Linked DNA regions of Homo sapiens: region 2 is linked to region 1. The links are chromatin loops, found by intact Hi-C in ENCODE. Cell type or tissue: heart right ventricle. All regions are shown on one strand. Links, peaks and the distances in the headings refer to the core of each region. The heading gives the core; the rest is flanking DNA.

The links. Peaks named below come from ENCODE experiments on the same cell type or tissue, not always from the same donor. Only the 100,000 strongest peaks of a DNase experiment are listed, where the experiment ranks them.
Region 2: a loop joins it to region 1, with 2.6 times the contacts of the local background. A loop is called at or near these places in 57 of 110 quality-filtered maps.

Annotation. Positions count from the first base shown.
Region 1 is chr15:84,924,485-84,934,133 of GRCh38, reverse strand. SLC28A1 (solute carrier family 28 member 1) reads right to left here. Exons shown (of 19, transcript NM_004213.5): 13 at 859-989. Among named protein-coding and RNA genes, the nearest start is that of SLC28A1, 45 kb to the right of the region's middle. RefSeq lists enhancers at 6,008-6,067, 9,480-9,649. In heart right ventricle, for the core only: a CTCF peak has its summit at 5,750; a DNase peak (open chromatin) is centred at 5,773; H3K27ac peaks cover 1,450 bases.
Region 2 is chr15:84,566,493-84,576,141 of GRCh38, reverse strand. It overlaps LINC00933 (long intergenic non-protein coding RNA 933), which reads right to left and starts at 5,493. Exons shown (of 4, transcript NR_038274.1): 1 at 5,408-5,493; 2 at 3,798-3,927; 3 at 2,891-3,120. It also overlaps the pseudogene UBE2Q2P1. In heart right ventricle, for the core only: CTCF peaks have their summits at 5,006 (motif pointing right) and 5,211; DNase peaks (open chromatin) are centred at 5,101 and 5,921; H3K4me3 peaks cover 2,099 bases; H3K27ac peaks cover 2,402 bases.

The sequences.
Region 1 (9,649 bases), core at 2,873-7,872:
AATCCTCAATGTGGCAGTATTGACAGGTGGGGCCTTTAAGAGGTGATTGGGTCATGAGGGCTCTGCCCTCCTGAATGGATGAATCCATTCCTGAATGTTGGATTAATGGGATAATGGGTTATCATGGGAGTAGGACTGGTGGCTTTTTGTTTTGTTTTTGAGACGGAGTTTCGCTCTGTTGCCCAGGCTGGAGTACAGTGGTGCGATCTAGGCTTACTGCAACCTCCACCTCCCGGATTCAAGCAATTCTCGTGCCTCAGCCCCCTAAGTTGCTGGAATTACAGGCGTGAGCCTTTATGCCTGGCTAACTTTTGTATTTTAAATAGAGATGGGGTTTCACCATGTTGGCCAGGCTGGTCTTGAACTCCTGACCTTAAGTGATTTGCCTGCCTCAGCCTCCCAAAGTGCTGGGATTACAGGCATGAACCATCGCACCTGGACTTGACTGGTGGCTTCTTAAGAAGAAGAAGAGAGATCTGAGCTAGCATGCTCAGTTCCCTGCCTGGCACCCCTCAACCCCTCGCCATGTGATGCCCTGTGCCAACTTGGGACTCTGCAGAATCCCCAGCAGCAAGAAGGCTCTCGCCAGATACAACCCCTCGACCTTGGACTTCTCAGCCTCCATAACTGTAAGAAATAAATTCTTATTCTTTATAAAGTACCCAGTTTCAGGATTTCTGTTATAAGCAACAGAAAATGGACTAAGACAGCAAATGAAGCCCAAACCAGAGCAGGAAAAGTGGAGAGATGGGCCCAGGCTAGTGGAAGACAGTGATGGACAGAGAGAACGGGACCCTCTGCTTTGCTCCCCCCACCTTGTACCACTACCCTGTCTGCAGGACCTCCTGCTGTGCTCACCCATAGGTCAGTTTCACTCCTTCCTCCCTCCTAAACTTGGACTCCTCCACCTCCGGGTAGACCAGCTTGGAGAGGGCCAAGGCACAAGGGGCAGCCATCACAGAGGCTGCAATCAACGAGGTGGCATCGATCTGCAAGAGTGAGAGTGCAGGTTCTAGGTGGACAGTCAGAAGAAATGCTGGCGACCAAGGAGTGCGGCCCAGGGCAGCAAGGGCACATGTGTAGTCTGTCCCACTGATATGTCCTCATTGTCATAACTGCTGTCATCACTAATAATAATAATACCTTTTATGTGTAGAAGGTCACAGGCTATATGTATAGGACCTTCTATTTCTTCCTGGTGCTCCCTAAGTTAGGAATGACAAATATTGTTATCTTCATTTTACAGACAAGAAAACTGAGACTCCAAAGGATTAAATATGGCTTCCCAAAATAAAGGAAGAGAAGGAATTAGAGCCTATCACATCTTTTGGCTCCAAGTTCAAGGTTCTTTCTTCCTTTTTAGGCTGTCACTGTTGACCACTAATCCCCGTTAGCTGAGGTTTCCCCCTTAGTGGAGGAATTTGTAATGCTTTCAGACAAAGCTCTAGAACCTAAGAGTTGAAATGAAATGGATTTAAGAGCTAAACCAATTCCACCTTAGTGTAGGTATGTACTAGCGTAGGAAGGTACTCCCTCTCTAGGCTCTCTCTTTGAATGCTTACTGTGACGGGGAACTCACCACTGCAAGCCAACCCATCACATCCAGTCCTGCAGTTTGAGAACTCCTTCTCAGGAAATCTGCCTCTATGACAGCCACCGTTTGACCCTCAGTCTCCTTCTGGGAGCCACGCTGTGAAAACCACTCCCAGCAAGATGGCAGAGCAATGTCAGCCCCTGGGATTCTCCCTTCCTGAAGTTTTATCTTCACTGGGACCCCAAACCCTTTGCTTCTCTGTTCTTTTCCACAGAGAAATATGACACGTTTCCCCCTATCACTGTGTCATTTACCAAGCAGGGAAATCAGAACCAACTCAGACATCTAACAATGGGAGACCGGCTAAGCGTCGTCAGGCTGTCATTGAAAATGATGGTCATCAAGGCCTCACAGTGAAGTGGGAAAGGGCCCACAACATTGCAGGTAGAGAAGAACCAAAACTAGGGGCAGTGGGGAAACAAACTCCAAAATGGCGCATGAAAAGATTAGAAAGAAATACACCAAAATGGCAATGAATTGACTGTCCCTGGCTGCTGGGGCCAGGGGTGATTTTCTTTCTTGCTTTATTTTTTTTTCCAAGACAGAGTCTTGCTCTGTTGCCCAGGCTGGAGTGCAGCGGTACAATCTTGGCTCACTGTAACCTCCGCCTCCTGGGTTTAAGCAATTCTCCTCCCTCAGCCTCCAGAGTAGCTGGGGTTACAGGTGTGCACCACCACGCCCGGCTAATTTTTGTATTTTTAGTAGAGATGGCGTTTCACCGTGTTGGCCAGGCTAGTCTCGAACTCCTGACCTCGTGATCTGCCCACCTGGGCCTCCCAAAGTGCTGGGATTACAGGCATGAGCCACCATCCCCGGCCGATTTTCTTTTCTTTCTGCATTTTGGTATCTTTCTTTTCTTTCATTTTTTTTTTTTTTTTTTTTTTTTTTGAGATGGAGTCTCACTCTGTCGCCCAGTCTGGAGTGTAGTGGCGCCATCTTGGCTCACTGCAAACTCTACCTCCCAGGTTCACACCATTCTCCTGCCTCAGCCTCCCAAGTAGCTGGGACTACAGGCGCCCACCACCACGCCCAGCTAATTTTTTTTTTTTGTATTTTCAGTAAAGACGGGGTTTCACTGTGTTAGCCAGGATGGTCTCAATCTCCTGACCTTGTGATCTGCCTGCCTTGGCCTCCCAAAGTGCTGGGATTACAGGTGTTTTGGTATCTCTCAAAATGTCCACAACAATATTTTTTTTAATAAACAAAAAGCAAAATAGATGTTTCTTCTTAAAGTTTGTAATAAGCCAACTGCATTCTAAAGTGTTAAATAAAAATAAAAAGGAGGAGGGAGGTAAGTTGAAGACAGACACTCAGGCTGATAAAAGCAGAGGGCAGGCCAGGCACAGTGGCTCACGCCTGTAATCCCAGCATTTTGGGAGGCCAAGGCGGGCAGATCACTTGAGGTCAGGAGTTTGAGACCAGCCTAGCCAACATGGTGAAACCCCATCTCTACTAAGAATACAAAAATTAGGCCGGGCGTGGGGCTCACACCTGTTATCCTAGCACTTTGGGAGGCCGAGGTGGGAGGATCACAAGGTCAGGAGTTCGAGACCAGTCTGGCCAACTTAGTGAAACCCCCATCTCTAATAAAAATAGAGAAAAATTATCCGGGTGTGGTGGTGTGTGCCTGTAATCCCAGCTACTCGGGAGGCTGAGGCAGGAGAATCACTTAAACCCAGGAGGCGGAGGTTGCAATGAGCCGAGATCGCACTATTGCACTCCAGCCCAGGCAATAGTGCGAGACTCCATCTCAAAAAAAAACAAAAATTAGCCTGGTGTGGTGGTGGGTGCCTGTAATCCTAGCTATTTGGGAGGCTGAGGCACGAGAATGGGTAGAACCCAGGAGGCAGAGGTTGCAGTGAGCTGAGCACTCCAGCCCGGGCGACAGAGTGAGACTCCATCTCAAAAAAAAAAAAAAAAAAAAAGCAGAGGGCAGATCGTGGGCACCCCTCATTACCATCTCAGGGAAGTGCCAGGCCTGCTGCTGAGAAGCCAGGCTGGAGACCCTCTCAGGCTCTGAATCCCAGGTATTGTGTCCTTCTTCTTTTTCTAAACCCCAGTTGTTTCTTTTTAAAGATCGACAAAACTTCTTAAAATGTGAACAAGAATTGGCAGCAGCCTGATACCTCCCCAGGGCCCTGTGTGGACACTGGGTGTGCAAGCCTGGGCCCCTGCCCCTTGCTGGATGAAACCCACTTGGGGCAGGTGTCCTCTCTGGACTTTCTGGGCTGGGCTTTGGGACTTCCCCTGCTTCCTCCTCAGTTGCTCAGCCCCAGCTGGGATGGTGCCACACCTGGAATCTTGGGATTTTCCCTCCACCAGGCAGGACCCTGACCCTTCCTCTGACTTGTAGATTACATCTGGTTTGTAAACCTGAGTCACGGCAGAGAACACACCCTGCAGTTGTCACATTCCTGCACACTGTCCCCTGGGTGACCCAGTTGTGGTCACAGCCTCAAATGCTGCAGTTGCTAGTTTCCAGCTCATCATGGAAAGGGCTGAGTCCTGCACAGGCAGGGCTCCCTGGGCACTGGGCCAGCCCACACCCACCTCCCCACTGCCAGCTACTCTGCAGGGCTGTGACATTCCCCAGCCCTGCCTCCCAGGCACCTGGTCAGGAGAGCCTTCCATCCTAGCATCCCAGGGCCCACGCCTGCCCATAACCCTTCTCTCTCTGACCCAAAGGGTCTCGCTCTGTCACCCAGGCTGGAGTGTAATGGCATGATCATGGCTCACTATAGCCTTGACCTCCTGGGCTCAAGTGATCCTCCCACTTCAGCCTCCCCAGTACCTGGGACTATAGATGTGTGCCACCATGCCCAAGTAATTTTTTATTTTTTAAATTTTTTGTGGAGATAGGGGTCTCCCTATGTTGCCCATGCTGGTCTCAAGCTCCTGGTCTCAGCCATCCTCCTGCCTTGGCCTCCCAAAGTACTGAAATGACAGGCATGAGCCACTGCACCCAGCCTAGAAGCCACATTTTTTTTTTTTTTTTTGAAACAGAGTCTTGCTGTGTTGCTCAGGCTGGAGTGCAATGGGGCGATCTCGGCTCACTGCAACCTCTGCCTCCCGGGTTCAAGCAATTCTCCCACCTCAGACTCCTGAGTAGCTGGGGTTACAGGCACCTGACATCATACCTGGCTAATTTTTGTATTTTTGTAGAGACAGGGTTTCTCCATGTTGCCCAGGCTGGTCTTGAACTCCTGACCTCAGGTGATCCACCCGCCTCGGCCTCCCAAAGTGCTGGAATTACAGGTGTGAGCCACCGCGCCCGGCCATAGCCACATTTTAAAAAGGAAAAAGAAATAGGTTAAATTAATTTTAATAATGTCTTATTTAACTCAATATATCCAAAATATTTTCTTTCCACCCATGTAATCAATATAAAACTATCAATATGGATGACAAAATAAAAATTTAAAATTAATAAAACATCTTAAAAGTTTTTCAATACGACTAGCCTCATTTCAAGTGCTCAATAGCTATGTGTGTTTGGTGGCTACTGTACTGGACCGTGGAGATCTAGAAATATCCAGATATTAGCAATAGGAGGGATGTGCGGAGAAGGGAGCCAGAGATTGAGCAACAAAGTGGTTTTAAGAATCTGGGAGCTTGGAGGCTGGGCGCAGTGGCTCATGCCTGTAATCCCAGCAGTTTGGGAGGCCGAGGCGGGTGGATCACCTGAGGTGAGGAGTTCAAGGCCAGCCTGGCCAACATGGTGAAACCCTGTCTCTACTAAAAATACACAAATTAGCTGGGTTGGTGGCGCATGCCTGTAATCCCAGCTACTTGGGAGGCTGAGGCAGGAGAATTGCTTGAACCTGGGAGGTGGAGGTTGTAGTGAGCCGAGATTGAGCCACTGCACTCCAGCCTGGGCGACAGAGGGAGACTCTGTCTCAAAAAAAAAGAAAGAAAGAAAGAAAAGAAAGAAAGAAAAGAAAGAAAGAAAGAAAGAAAGAAAGAAAGAAAGAAAGAAAGAAAGAAAGAAAGAAAGAAAGAAAGAAAGAAAGAACGAACGAACCTGGGAGCTTGAAGGAAAGGGCAAGAGAGACCTTTCTGGGATTCAGAGGCTGAGGGCAGAGCCAAAGATACTGAGGAACTGACTGGGGAAGGAAGTTAGAGGGCGTGCAGTACAGGGCTGGTGCAGTGACTGTCATGAGCCAGGTGGGGGCAAAAGAGAGCTGCTCTGGAGAAAAGACTGGGGCAGACCCAGAGATTGAAGGGAAGGAAGGTTTGTTTGTTAGGTGCTTTTCCTCTGGGCCAGCTATAGTTGTAGTCTGGGGCTTTCAAACCAGAGACTGTAAAATGGAGGCTCAAGGGCACCTAGGGATGATCCTGGCTGCCTCTGCCCATTCTGTGCAGCTAAAGGGAAGTGGGTACCCAGGCCCTGTCAATGGGGAAGCCAGACTGCCCAGGGCTGGGCCTGGACTTTTGCCTGAGAAAGGGAAGAAAAGAGGGCTGAGTTTTAAGCCAGATTGTGGAAATGGGCGAGCATTCTTCCAGTGTTTAAGTTCTAAGTAATGACTAGGAGGAACACCAGCGTTATTCTTTTCGTTGTCTAAGGGGACCAGAACAAGGTTAAGACATTTAAAGCCCTAAGTTCTGAAAATATTATGGCATCCCCCTCCCCCAATATCCTGCCATGAAAAAAAGTTTCAGGAACAAAGTTTTGGGTTTCCATTTTTGAAATATCAAATTCCTTCTGCTGGGACTCTTAAAACAAAACCTAGAATAAAGGGCTCAGAAGTAGCCTCAGAAGAAGTTTTTCTGTCCTGCCCTCCCATTTATCAGTCCAATTCTCCTTCAAGGCTAGCCATAAAAACTAGAATTCCCCTTCTCCAAGGCAGGGCACGGAGACCAGAAGCCCTTTTCCCCAAAGCCAGCCATAAAGCCTAAAAACATTGCTTTAACTTCCCTCTGCCTTTCTGGGTAAAAAGTGGCAATAAAGAAATTATCTGACCTACTTTGTTTGAGTGTAGGTCATAAGACCCCCCCTTCCAGAGAGGATCTTGCCCCATACCCAGAAGGAAAAAATGCTCAGAGAGCCCAAGAAGAGTCTACACAGACAGGCTTTGCTGTTTTTCCTCCACTCAGTCGATTAGTATTAGATCACACTCTGTTTGTCCAATTCTATTTCTATGTGGCTATCCATACTTTGTTGAACCTGAGCGTAAAAATGGACAATTTTCCCTGTATCTTTGGGTCTTCCTTCTGAAGGCCCCCGTGTGTATGCATTAAATAAATTTGTGTGCCTTTCTCCTGTTAATCTCCCTTTTGTGAGCTGATTTTTCAGTGAACCTTCAGAGGACGTAGGGGAAATTTTCCCTTGGCCTCCACACTTCCAAAAACAATTGGTGGTGGGGTGGGTGGGTGCACCAGTTTTAATGAGCCCTTTTCTAGGCCTCAGCAAGACAGGTGCAAACCAGATGACAGTCTCTAGAATTCTAGATGGGAGGGTACCAGGCCAGAAACCAAAGCCCCTGAGCCCAAGGGGACTTCTTGAAAAGTCACGCAACAGCTGGCCCTGCCCAGACAGCTCTGTGGCATGTAGAGCTGAGCTTATTGGTGTGGTCCAGGCATCCGGAGTGAAGGAGAGATGGAGGGGCAGGCTGGCTGTTTGTTCACCCATCTCTCATCATCCCCAGGGACAGAGATGAGAGAGACAGGTGGAATTTGGGATTAAAGAAGGGGACAATGTAGGTCATTTTCTGGTCACCGCCTACCACCACCCCCCCCCTCCCCCCACCCCCCACACAGCATCCAGAGAGCCTGGGGCAGGGGCAGAGAGCCAGAAGGCAGGGCAGGGTCAATCTCCAAATCAGCACATACAGGCCACCTCACTCTCATGCTGAATGCTACCACCTTGTGTGGGGCAACTTACCCAGCTTATGACTGTACTGCTGGGCATTTAGGCTGTCCAGTTTTCTTGCTTTTGCAAATGTTGGAATTTTGCATTTCTTGAACACTTGTGAGAATATCCCTATATCACAATTTTTCTAGCTGGATCAAAGGGAAAGAATATTTTTAAAGTGATTGAAGCTGGATGCAATGGCTCATGCCTGTAATCCTAATATTTTGGGAGGCCAAGGCAGGAGGATTGCTTGAGCCCAGGAGTTCAAGACCAGCCTGAGCAACATAGCAAGATCCCGTCTCTACCAAAAAAAAAAAAAAAAAATAGCCAGGGGTGGTGGCGCACGTATGTAGTCCCAGCTACTCAGGAGGCTGAGGTGGGAGAATTGCTTGAGTCCAGGAGTTTGAGGCTATGGTGAGCTGTAATTGCACCACTGTGCTCCAGCTTGAGTAACAGAGGGAAACTCTGTCTCTCTCTATATAAATACATGTTGGTGTCATGTGGGGAGTTAAAAAACAAAAAATAAATATTTTTAATTGCTCTATATAATAAAATACAATATTTTATTATATAAATAAAAAAATTAAAAGTGATATATGATAAAATAATAAAATATTATATATAGAATAAAATAAAAAAACAAAATATTATATATAGAATAAAATAAATAAAAAATAAATAGACTGATAGGCCTTCACCAAAAAAGGTTACAGTAAATTAAACTGTTACCATGAGTGGGTGAGTACCACACACTTGCCATTTGGGGGCACGTAAAGGGTTTCATATCACTTAGAAGAAAGATAAGTTATTATCGTCTTAATTCCTTTGAACATCAGTGAGCTTGAATATCTTTTTATAATTTGTGAACTATTTTCTCCTGATCAATGATTCTCAACTTTTATTAAAAAAAAAAGAGAGAGAAAGTATGTGAGTACTCAGGTGTATATACCTAAAAGCCTACTTACACAGAAAGATTTGGAATGACATTTTAGGTCAGTGGTCTCAAATTGGGCGGGCATCAGAATCACCTGTGAGGCCTGTTGCAACGCAGTATGCTGGTTCCACCCCCATCATTTCTTTTCTTTTTTTGAAACACAGTCTCACTCTGTTGCCCAGGCTACTGTGCAGTGGTGCGATCTCAGTTCACTGCAACCTCCGCCTCCCAGTTTCAAGTGATTCTCCTGCTTCAGCCTCCCAAATAGCTAGGATTACAAGCACCCACCACCACGGCCAGCTATTTTTTTGTATTTTTAGTAGAGATGAGATTTCACCATGTTGGCCGGGCTGCTCTCAAATTCCTGACCTCAGATGATCCACCCGCCTTGGCATCCCCCATCGTTTCTGATTCAGCAGGTCTAGGGTGGGCCCAAGAATTTGCATTTCTAACAAGTTCGCAGGTGATGCTGACAATGCTGGTCCATGGACCCCACTTTCAGAATAGCTGTTCTACGCTATTAAAAGCAATTACCAGGCCAGGCACCGTGGCTCATGCCTGTAATACCAGCACTTTGGGAGGCTGAGGTGGGCAGATCACAAGGTCAGGAGATCGAGACCATCCTGGCCAACATGGTGAAACCCTGTCTCTACTAAAAATACAAAAAAAAAAAAAAAAAAAAAAAAACTAGCTGGGCGCGGTGGGGCGTGCCTGTAATCCTAGCTACTCAGGACGCTGAGGCAGGAGAAACGCTTGAACCAGGGAGCTAGAGGTTGCAGTCAGCCAAGATTGCGCCACTGCACTCCAGCCTGGCAACAGAGCAAGACTCCGTCTCAAAAACAAACAAACAAAAAAAATTAATAAAAAATAAAATCAGTTACCCATGGGAAGTGGGGTTAAGAAAGAGATTTAAAAACTTATTTGTTTCTGCAATAAGCAAGAATTTCTTTGATCATTAAGGAAATAAAATTGAGACCTTTGAAGATTTGCCTGTGAAAGCACAAATGTGAAAGCATAAGGTGTTTTATGAATGTAAAGCATTATTACCGGGCATTATGTGAGGGATGCATTTGAGAATTTCCCTCTGCCCACCATGCAGTAGCATTGTGATTGCTTTTAGGGCCTAATTCACACCACTGGAATTTGACCTACAAATTCTTTGTGCTGTGTAAACTGCACAGGCAATAATTTAGGAGCAGAGGCAGGACTTGAGCCCAGAGAGAGTGTGGGGAAAGGGAGGAGGGAAGGAGTAGGACGGATCTCTAGGGAC
Region 2 (9,649 bases), core at 2,904-7,903, 360 kb after region 1:
AATAAATGAAAATAATACTTCTCCCTGATTATAAAGAAAATCATATTCTTTTTCTAATAATTTGGAAGACAAAATATGAAGAAAAGTCTTTAATTTTGCCACTCAAAACATTCTGCCTTGTTGCTTTTTATACTTTTTTATGCATATACACATTTTAAAAAGTAGAATCATTATATAGTCTTTTGTCACTATGTTTTAGGCATATTTCTATGGCAGTAAATCTATCCTTAGCATCATCATTTTTAATAGCTCGATGTATATTAACTTAATCATTGCCACCCCAGAAATAAATTTTCTTATATGTATATTTTTAGTGGATTAGAGCAAGCATTTTTGGATTTAATTCATAGAAGTAGAATTTCTGGAGGAAAATAACGTACAACAGTTTTAGGGTTTTTAATATAAATTTTCAAATTATCCTGCAGAAAAATTGGTTCAGTTTATACTCCCACCAACAGGGGCAGAGCTCCAGTTTCCCCCTCCCATTTGTCCTCTTCGCTGGTCTTTAAGCAGAAAATCTGATTGTTTTCATTACATTTATTTGGTTTCTAACGCTTTTGAATCTTTTTTTTTTTTTTTTTTTGAGATGGAGTCTTGCTCTGTCATCCAGGCTGGAGTGCAGTGGTGCAGTCTCAGCTCACTGCAATGTCTGCCTCTTGGGTTCAAGCTATTCTCTTGCCTCAGCCTCCAGAGTAGCTGGGATTACAGGTATCCACCACCACACCTGGCTAATGTTTGTATTTTTAGTAAAGACAGGGTTTCACCATGTTGGCCTGGCTGGTCTCACATTCCTGATCTTAGGTGATCCTCCTGCCTTGGCCTCCCTGAGTTTTGGGATTATAGGCATGAGCCACTGCACCCAGCCACCACAGCTAACTTCTTCTTTTTTTTTTTTGAGATGGAGTCTCACTGTGTTGCCCAGGCTGGAGTGCAGTGGCCCGATCTTGGCTCATTGCAAGCTCTGCCTCCCGGGTTCACGCCATTCTCCTGCCTCAGCCTCCCAAGTAGCTGGGACTACAGGCGCCTGCCACCATGCCCGGCTAATTTTTTTTTGTATTTTCAGTAGAGATGGGGTTTCACTGTGTTAGCCAGGATGGTCTCGATCTCCTGACCTCATGATCCGCCCGCCTCAGCCTTCCAAAGTGCTGGGATTACAGGTGTGAGCCACTGCGCCTGGCCGCAGCTAACTTCTAATGAGGCCACCTTAGACAAGTTACTTACTGTCTCTGAGTGCAGTGGTGCAGTAATGGCTCACTGTAACCTTGATCACCTAGACTCAAGAGATCCTCCCACCTCAGCCTCATGAGTAGCTGGGACTACAAGCCTGCACCACCACACCCAGTTAATTTTTCTAGTTTTTGTAGAGACAGAGTTTTGCTATGTTGCCTAGGCTGGTCTTGAATTCCTGGCCTAAAGCAATCCTCCTGCCTTGGCCTCCCAAAGTGCTGGGATTACAGGCATGAGCCACCATGCCCACATTTTCTTTTCCAAGCTATATAGAGGATGCTGTATGCATCCTTCTGGAACTTGTTTTTTTTCACTTAATATTATATTGCTAAGATTCATCCTTATTGTTGTTTATAGCTGGCATTCATTCTTTTTGTATGTTGTGACATCACCAGAAGATAGAGATCCTGAGATCTCTTAAGAACTGCTGCTGGGAGTATACACTGGTATAACCACTTTGGAAAACAATTTGGCTCCATCTCATAAGGCTGAATATTCATACTCCTCCCAGCTCAGCAATTCTACTCTACATCCAAAAGAAATTCTTGCCTATATAAAACAATATAAAACAGGGGATGTGGACAAGGAATGTTCCTAACAGCTCTGTTCAAAATAGCAAAAACCTATTTCCCATCAGCTGGAGAGTGAGCGACTAAATTGTGCTTTTTATTCCCTTTAATTTCCAGTAGTCTTAGGATGCAAGTGGCTTTCCCATGGCTAGCTTGGGGAGGGGGATACTCTTGGCAATGGAGTCTGGGGTGGCAGTCCTGATTAGCCCTAGGGCAATCAGTGCTGCCCAAAACAAGAGAAAATAGAACAAGGTGCCCCACTGAGCCAATGCCCTGGGTCCCTGGAGGTACAGGTTTGTACCTGGAGGAAATAGCCATCATACAAATCAGTCTTTTCAAATGCTTCTGTCACTGGGCTGAGTCCAAAGGACACCCTTTCCCAAAACATTACAAAGCTTATTGGGGCTACCATTTATTGAGCATTTATCATGTGCCTGATCATGTACTAGTGTAGTAATTGTGTGCATTATTTCATTTATTTATTTATTTACTTACTTATTCATTGATTTGAGATAGGGTCTCTCTCTGTTGCCTGAGCTGGAGTGCAGTGGCGTGATCATGGCTCACTGCAGCCTCAAACTCCTGGGCTCAAATGATCTCACCTCAGCCTCCCGAGTAGCTGGGAATACAGGCATAAACCATCAAGTCCAGCTAATTTTTTAAAAAACATTTTCGGGCCGGGCAGGTGGCTCATGCCTGTAATCCCAGCACTTTGGGAGGCCGAGGCAGGTGGATCACAAGGTGAGGATATCGAGACCATCCTGGCTAACATGGTGAAACCCCGTTTCTACTAAAAATGCAAAAAATTAGCTGGGTGTGGTGGCGGGCGCCTGTAGTCCCAGCTACTCCAGAGGCTGACGCAGGAGAATGGCATGAACCCAGGAGGCAGAGCTTGCAGTGAGCTGAGATCATGCCACTGCACTCCAGCCTGGGCAACAGAGCGAGACTCCATCTCAAAAAGCAAAACAAAAGAAAACAAAAAACATTTTCATAGAAATGAGGTCTGGCTTTGTTGCCCAGGCTAGTCTCAAACTCCTGGCTTCAAGTGATCCTCCCCCTTGAGCCGTATTATTTCATTTAATCTTCACCATCACCTTATAAGAGTGCTTGGGGGTAGGTGCTCCACACAGTAGCAACGTAGCAACCTCCACTCATAGTGACAACGAGACTCAGTGTAGTCAAGCAACTTCTCAAAGTTCACACAGCTGGAGGGTGGCTGAGCCAGGATGAAGACCTAGGACTCTAAAGCTGGTGTGCCAGTAAATGAGAAAAGTCTCTAAGCGTTCAGGATAGCTTCCTCCCAAGAAATCTTTCTCCAAAAGTTCTAAAAACAATGACAGATCCATCTTTTATAAAGCAGACAAAACTAGCAGTCCGTTCCTTTTAGAGTGGGGTGTAAAGGTTAGCTAAGCTCCAGGGCATCCCATTTTAATCCTATATATTTATAAGGCAACTGCCAGCAGAGCACCCCAAACCTAAAGAACCCTGCACAGCTGTCTCTGTGGGGCATGGCGTGTCCATGGATGTAAAGATTTTCCAATGTGTGCTTACGGGCCTGTGGCATCACCCTCAGTCACTGTCAAAGGGTAGCTAGGCCCTGCCCGCTAGGCACCATCCTGAGAATCTGCTGAGCTTTCTAACTAGTTTATCTGTTGTTTGCAGTGAAAGATGCCCTGAAAAGAAGGGGTGTGGGTGGGAAGAGTTCTGATTTGAGGTCCCCTGATCCAGGCATGCTCTTCTTCCCCAGTTGCAGGAATCAGGGGACTCTATCTGTAAATGCGGGCTCAAGCCATGCCCCCCAGCTCCCTCTTTCAACCAGGTGCCACCCTCTGCTTCTCTTCCATAGACAGCCTAGAGCTGCCAGCAGTCCCTTAGGATCTGTGGCCTCAGGCCTGGCTTAATTTTTTCCTCTCCAAAGAGCCATCTGTAGGGCCAGAGGCCGTCAAAGCCTGACTCATTACTGGATGCCAGTTCCTTTGCCTGACCTTCAGTGATTCCTACCTTACCCTGCGGTTTTATGTTTCTTGTCTCAACACTATTATTTCTTATTTCTCCACAAGTTGAATTGCTCACTCCAGCCCCTCGAAGCATGCTCTTTTTGACACAGTTAGCTTTAGGCACATGGTTGGTGCTAAAAAAAAAAAAAAAAAAAAAGAGCATTATGTCGTTTTCATTGATTAACAAACGTGATGGCTTCACTGCAAAGTAAAGTTGATACTGCCTGGACCCCTGAGTTCAAGAGTCTTTTAGACAAATGGCTCTGAGCTAAAACATGAGCATGCAAACATATGCATCTGTTTCGGTCTGATGAGATAATTTGGATACTTGGTTGTTATCCTTGAGCATTTTCCTGCCTCATTAATGCATGTGTAGCCAGCACAATAATAATCATAGCTAATAATGGCTAAAGCTGAGGGCTTTCCTGAGCCAGGCAGTGGCTTTAAAACTTTAAAGTGGCTTTTAAAACTTTAACAGCTAAAGCTGAGGACTTTCCTGAGCCAGAAAGTGGCTTTAAAACTTTAAAGTTTTCACATGGACTCTCATTGAATAATTTCTGTTTTTCAGATCAAGAAACTGAGACTTACTATCACATTTGGGATTAAGTTAAAAAAAAAAAAAGAAACTGAGGCTTAAAGCTGTCAAGCATTTCACAGCCAGCAAGCAGCTAAATCGGAACTTGAACCCAGGCAGTCTAGCCCTGGGATCCTGTGCCCTTCCTTACCCATTATCCAGTGTTGGCTACACAAAACTAATGAGTACATATTTTCAACTATAGTTTAAGTGGGTGACATATTTTTCACTATATTTTATGTAGGTGACTTTCAGTTTGGGGGTATTCTACTTACACAATCTATTGAGCTGGATATTACTGAGAACAAAAAGAAACTAATGAACTCTGAAAAACATAAAACATGAGCAACATGACATCACTGCAAAAGACAAAACAGCACATAGCCTTCTTGTGACTGTATTTTGCTGACAGTCCATGAGCTGATAGCCTGAACTCAGCAGTGCTGTTCCCTTGGGAGACACACACACACACACACACACACACACACACACACACACACGAGTTGGTGGTTTTGTACCTCCCCCCGCCCCTAAATACACACACACCAGTTGGTGGTTGTGCAGCCTGGAGCTTCCAGTCCGCGAGTGTGAGGAACGGACTAGATGGGTCCAGCAGTGCTGGGTCAAAGCCAGGAGGGGGCAGCCGGAAGCGCGCACATGCTCTGGACTCGTGCACCCGCCGAAACGGGTGCGCACCGGGCGCGCGGGGGTGAGAGGTGAGGGGTGAGGGGTGAGGGACGAGAGGGACGGGAGCGGGGTAGGGGCAGCCCTTTCCCAGGCGGTAGCGGGGGCGGTGGTGCTGTTGTCCTTTTAAGCTGTGGCTTGACAGGAGGAGCGCCTCCTGTCGGTGGAGTCTGTTACAAGGGGAGCAGCCGCCCAGGCCGCCACACAGCTCCCCGCAGAGGCCTCGGTGCCCCTTGCCATTTTCCAGCCCTACTCCGACTAGAGTTGAGGCAGCGGGGAGAGGCGGAGCCGCGAGAGCGCCGCCGAGAGGTCCCGCGGGTGGTCGCGGCCATGACAGCGGCTCCCGACCGGCTCACCTTCCGCGCCCCTCCCGCCAGAGGTGAGAGTAAAATGTCCGTGTCAGGGTTCAAGGCCAAGCTGAAGTTGTTGTCCTCTATTTTCCACAAGAACCAGGAGCCGCCGCGGCAGCTCAGGCTCCACTGCAACATCACGGTGAGGCGCCCAGCGGCGGCTTCACACGGCAGGGCGAGGGCGGAGAGGAAGAGCCCGGAGTCCCGGGACAAAGGGGAACCTGCCCAGGAGAGGCCCCGGTTCCCCGGGCCGGGTGAGCGCGCACCTTTCTCCCGCGACTGGCCTGGCCCCGATCGCCGGGACTGCGGGAGGCTTGGGTGGGAGGAGGGGGAGGGCGCGTCTCTCTGGCTCCTTGCTGCGGGGCTGGCTTGGGGGCTGCCGGCACCTCTCGCCCCAGTCACCGCGCCCCGAGGTGGGAGCCCGCGTCGCCCGCAGCCCTTTCGGGGCCCATGGTCGCCCTCAGTCAGCCAGCCTGCTCCCCGGGACCGCGACGGGGCGTGGCAGGGCGTCTCCGGCTGTTGTTTGAGCCCGGGCGGGGAAGGGGAAAGGCCTTCAAGATTTTCGGGGTTTTGGCCGGGCGCAGTGCTCGTTCCTGTAATCCCAGTACTTTGGGAGGCTGACGCAGCTGGATCGCCTGAGGTCAGGAGTTCTAGACTAGCCCGGCCAACATGGTAAAACCCTGTCTCTACTAAAAATACAAAAATTAGCCGGGCATGGTGGCAGGCACTTGTTGAGATGGAGTCTCACTCTGTCGCCCAGGCTGGAGTGCAGTGGGGTGATCTCGGCTTACTGCAGCCTCCGTCTCTTGACAGTCCATGGGTTCAAGCGATTCTCCTGCCTCAGCCTCCCGAGTAGCTAGGATTACAGGCTCCTGACACCACGCCTGGCTAACTTTTGTGTTGTTTAGTAGAGACAGGGTTTCACCATGTTGGCCAGGCTGGTCTCGAACTCCTGACCTCAAATGACCCATCTCTGCCTCCCAGAGTTCTGGGATTACAGGCCTGAGCCACCGCGCCCAGATCCAAGGCCCTTAAGCTTAAATGCCTCGTTCTTCAGTCAGGTTTTCCTTGTTCCCGCATGTTCAGCCAATCGTGTTTAAGGAGAAACTAACAATGAAAACGGGCTTGTTGATGGAGGAAAAGTTGGAATGCAGCCTCTGGTGCTGTTTGAGCGATCCCTCTATCCCGGGTCGCTGCTGTGTTCTGGAAAGGCACATTGTACCCTGGATGCAGCAGGTAAGAGTCCTGTCCAGGTGCTCTGCCCGCTTTCCTTTCAGGCTTCTGTATCATCTATTTTTCCCCTGTAGAATGTGCCCCTGACAGCCACCCCCTAACCCTACCCAATTTGTCTTTACATGTCTGACCATCAAGGCTCTTCTGGGTCATATTCAGTTCATGCTGATATTTCCCCTTCCTCCCCTCTTTAGTCCTCACTATTTTTGCTTTGGTCATGTTATGCTGTATTCTGTAAGGCTTTTTAATTTTTTTTTTATGATGGCAGGGGAGAATAGTTTATAATTATGCTTTGTGCTTTTTATCTTCTACTCAATAAATGCTTGGTAAATATTTGTTTTATTGAATGTATGACCCTATTCTAGCTATATTGTGCTTGAACAAAAACCTTAACTGCCTTGTAAGTTAACTGCTAAGAATTTGTCAGAAGTGCAGACATAACATCAAGAACTTGTCATGGATAGTACAAAAAGGTCTCTAAGGGCTTGATGGAGGCCTGTAAATTGACTTCCTATGAAAGAGAGTGTAAGAAGTGAAAATGTAAAGCATGACTGGAGAGCCAGAGTGATGAAGCCAGGGTCCCTTTCTCCAGATCCTTTGTAACAGTGTTATGTGATCTCTTCTAGAAGATCGTTCTGAAAGATAATGCCAACTTGGAACCTAGGAAACCATCCAGTGGGTTTCTGCAGCTTAGGTGGTTCAAATCCTCATCAGCACCTTTGTTTTCTCTGCCTCAGTTTGCTAACAATGATGTTCTCAGTAGCTGTAATTGCTGTCTTTGAATACGTAAGCATTTTTTTTTAGATGACAGGGATATATGTGCATTTTTATTTTACCAAGTGTTAGAATTTTTACTCTGCTTTTGTGGGCTCTGGGTTAGCTACTTGGTTGTTTAGATGTAAAATGATTAGCAGGGAAAACTCTGTGTGTGTGTGTGTGTGTGTGTGTGTGTGTGTGTGTGTGTGTGTGTTATAAGTTTCTTTTGTTGTCAGAGGACTTAGAATTTTATTTTATATGGTAATTCTGTCAATTTACTTTATTCTCCACCCCACATTTATTGAACAGCAAAGTATGAAAGTAACGTGTCCCATAACCAGCCTTCAGAAAAATTACAACTGCTGTATATCTGAAATTCTTTTTTTCTTTTTTTAATTTTGAGAAGGAGTCTCACTCTATCACCCAGGCTGGAGTGCAGTGGCACAATCTCGGCTTACTGGAAACTCTGCCGCCCACGTTCAATCGATTCTCCTGCCTCAGCCTCCTTAGTAGCTGGGATTACAGGCATCTGCCACTGCACCTGTCTAATTTTTGTAATTTTAGTAGAGTCGGGTTTCACCATGTTGGCCAGGTTGGTCTTGAACTCCTGACCTCATAATCTGCCTGCCTTGGCCTCCCAAAGTGCTGGGATTACAGGCATGAGCTACCGTGCCTGGCTGAACTTGCAAGAAAAATATGTGCATCAGTTTTCAAAAAATTATATCAAAAGATAGCTGTGCCCTACATTTGGAAAGATACAAAAACCTAACATACCGGCAGGCAGTTTTGCTTGCTGGTGCTTGAGATAGAGCCACACATTGGTCTCAGTGGATTTATGGAGAAAAATAGATACAGAATATTGTTTCTAATTAAGACCAAAAAATCCTTTTCTTAAGCAGTGACAGGTAAAGAGGTTGTCTTGGCTAACCTTGAATTGTGTTGCCCTTGATTGAGACAGTTTTATGGTGGGGTTGGTAGTGGTGATAAACTTGTTTGAAATTTGTCTGCTTATAGTAAGCTTTGTGGTAGCTGTCACAGAGAACTTCATCCTCACAGGCCCTAAAATTACTATAAAACTAATAGAATGGAGGAGAAACAAAGGACCTGAATAATTAGATGCTTAGATAATTGTTCTGTGTTTTCATAACCGGTGAAAAAGAGCAGTGTTAGAAGTACTTAAACATTCCATGTAGGGAACACTGCCTGAATTTATATTGTGATTTTTGAGCATCATTCACTGTTTAAAAACAGGCATATTGTGGGTCGTATTTTAAAGACAAATAGAAAACTTATCTTTTCAAGATGGATCTAAAGCTTAACCTTATCAAAATTACAAAATGTAAAGGATATGATTGAAAAATATTAATGCATAGGTTTAAATATTGGTCATCATTTTAGATTTCTTTCAAAATAGGTTGTCTCTTAAATATTAAACTGAACAAACATTGAACATGTTGTAGAGTTTGTGCTCAAGGTTAAGTTTCCTGGGGTGATGGATATTTTATAATATGGGTAACAAAAAGTTCTTATTTTAAGAAATTTAGAAAATTTTTAGGCAAAACTAGAAAGTAATACCAATAATTCTACCACTCAGAATGTACCACTATCAGAATTTTGTATCTTTCAGTCATCTGCTCATCTCTTTTCTCCTTTGCTTGTATGTGTTCCCTCTCCCTTAAAAAATCAGATTTTTTTTTGTAATCTGCATGTTCACTCAACAATATTGTAGATTTGTGTCATAAGTTACTCCTCTACAGTGCCTTCAGTTATTGTGTGCTTTGTGTTGGATGACTGTACCATCTAGTCTTTCATGTTTCCTGGTACTGACTACATAGGGGTGAGAGAGAGAGAGAGAGAGAGAGAGAGAGTGTGTGTGTGTGTGTGTGTGTGTGTGTGTGTGTATTTTTTTTCTACCTTAACTAATGCTTTGGACATCAACAGGTAGAGCTAAATCCTTGAAACCTTCCAAGTGGTGGCTTTCAGTTATTGCTGCATTGGTTTCTAGAGATGGAACAAATTATATTGTATGGAAACTTTTTTTTTTTTGAGACAAAGTCTCACCTTGTCACCCAGGCTGGAGGGCAATGGCATGATCTTGGCTCACTACAACCTCCACCTCCCAGGTTCAAGTGATTCTCTTGCCTCAGCCTCCTGAGTAGTTGGGATTACAGGTGCCTGCCACCATGCCTGGCTAATTTTTGTGTTTTTACTAGAGATGGGGTTTCATTATGTTGGCCAGGCTTGTCTCGAACTCCTGAC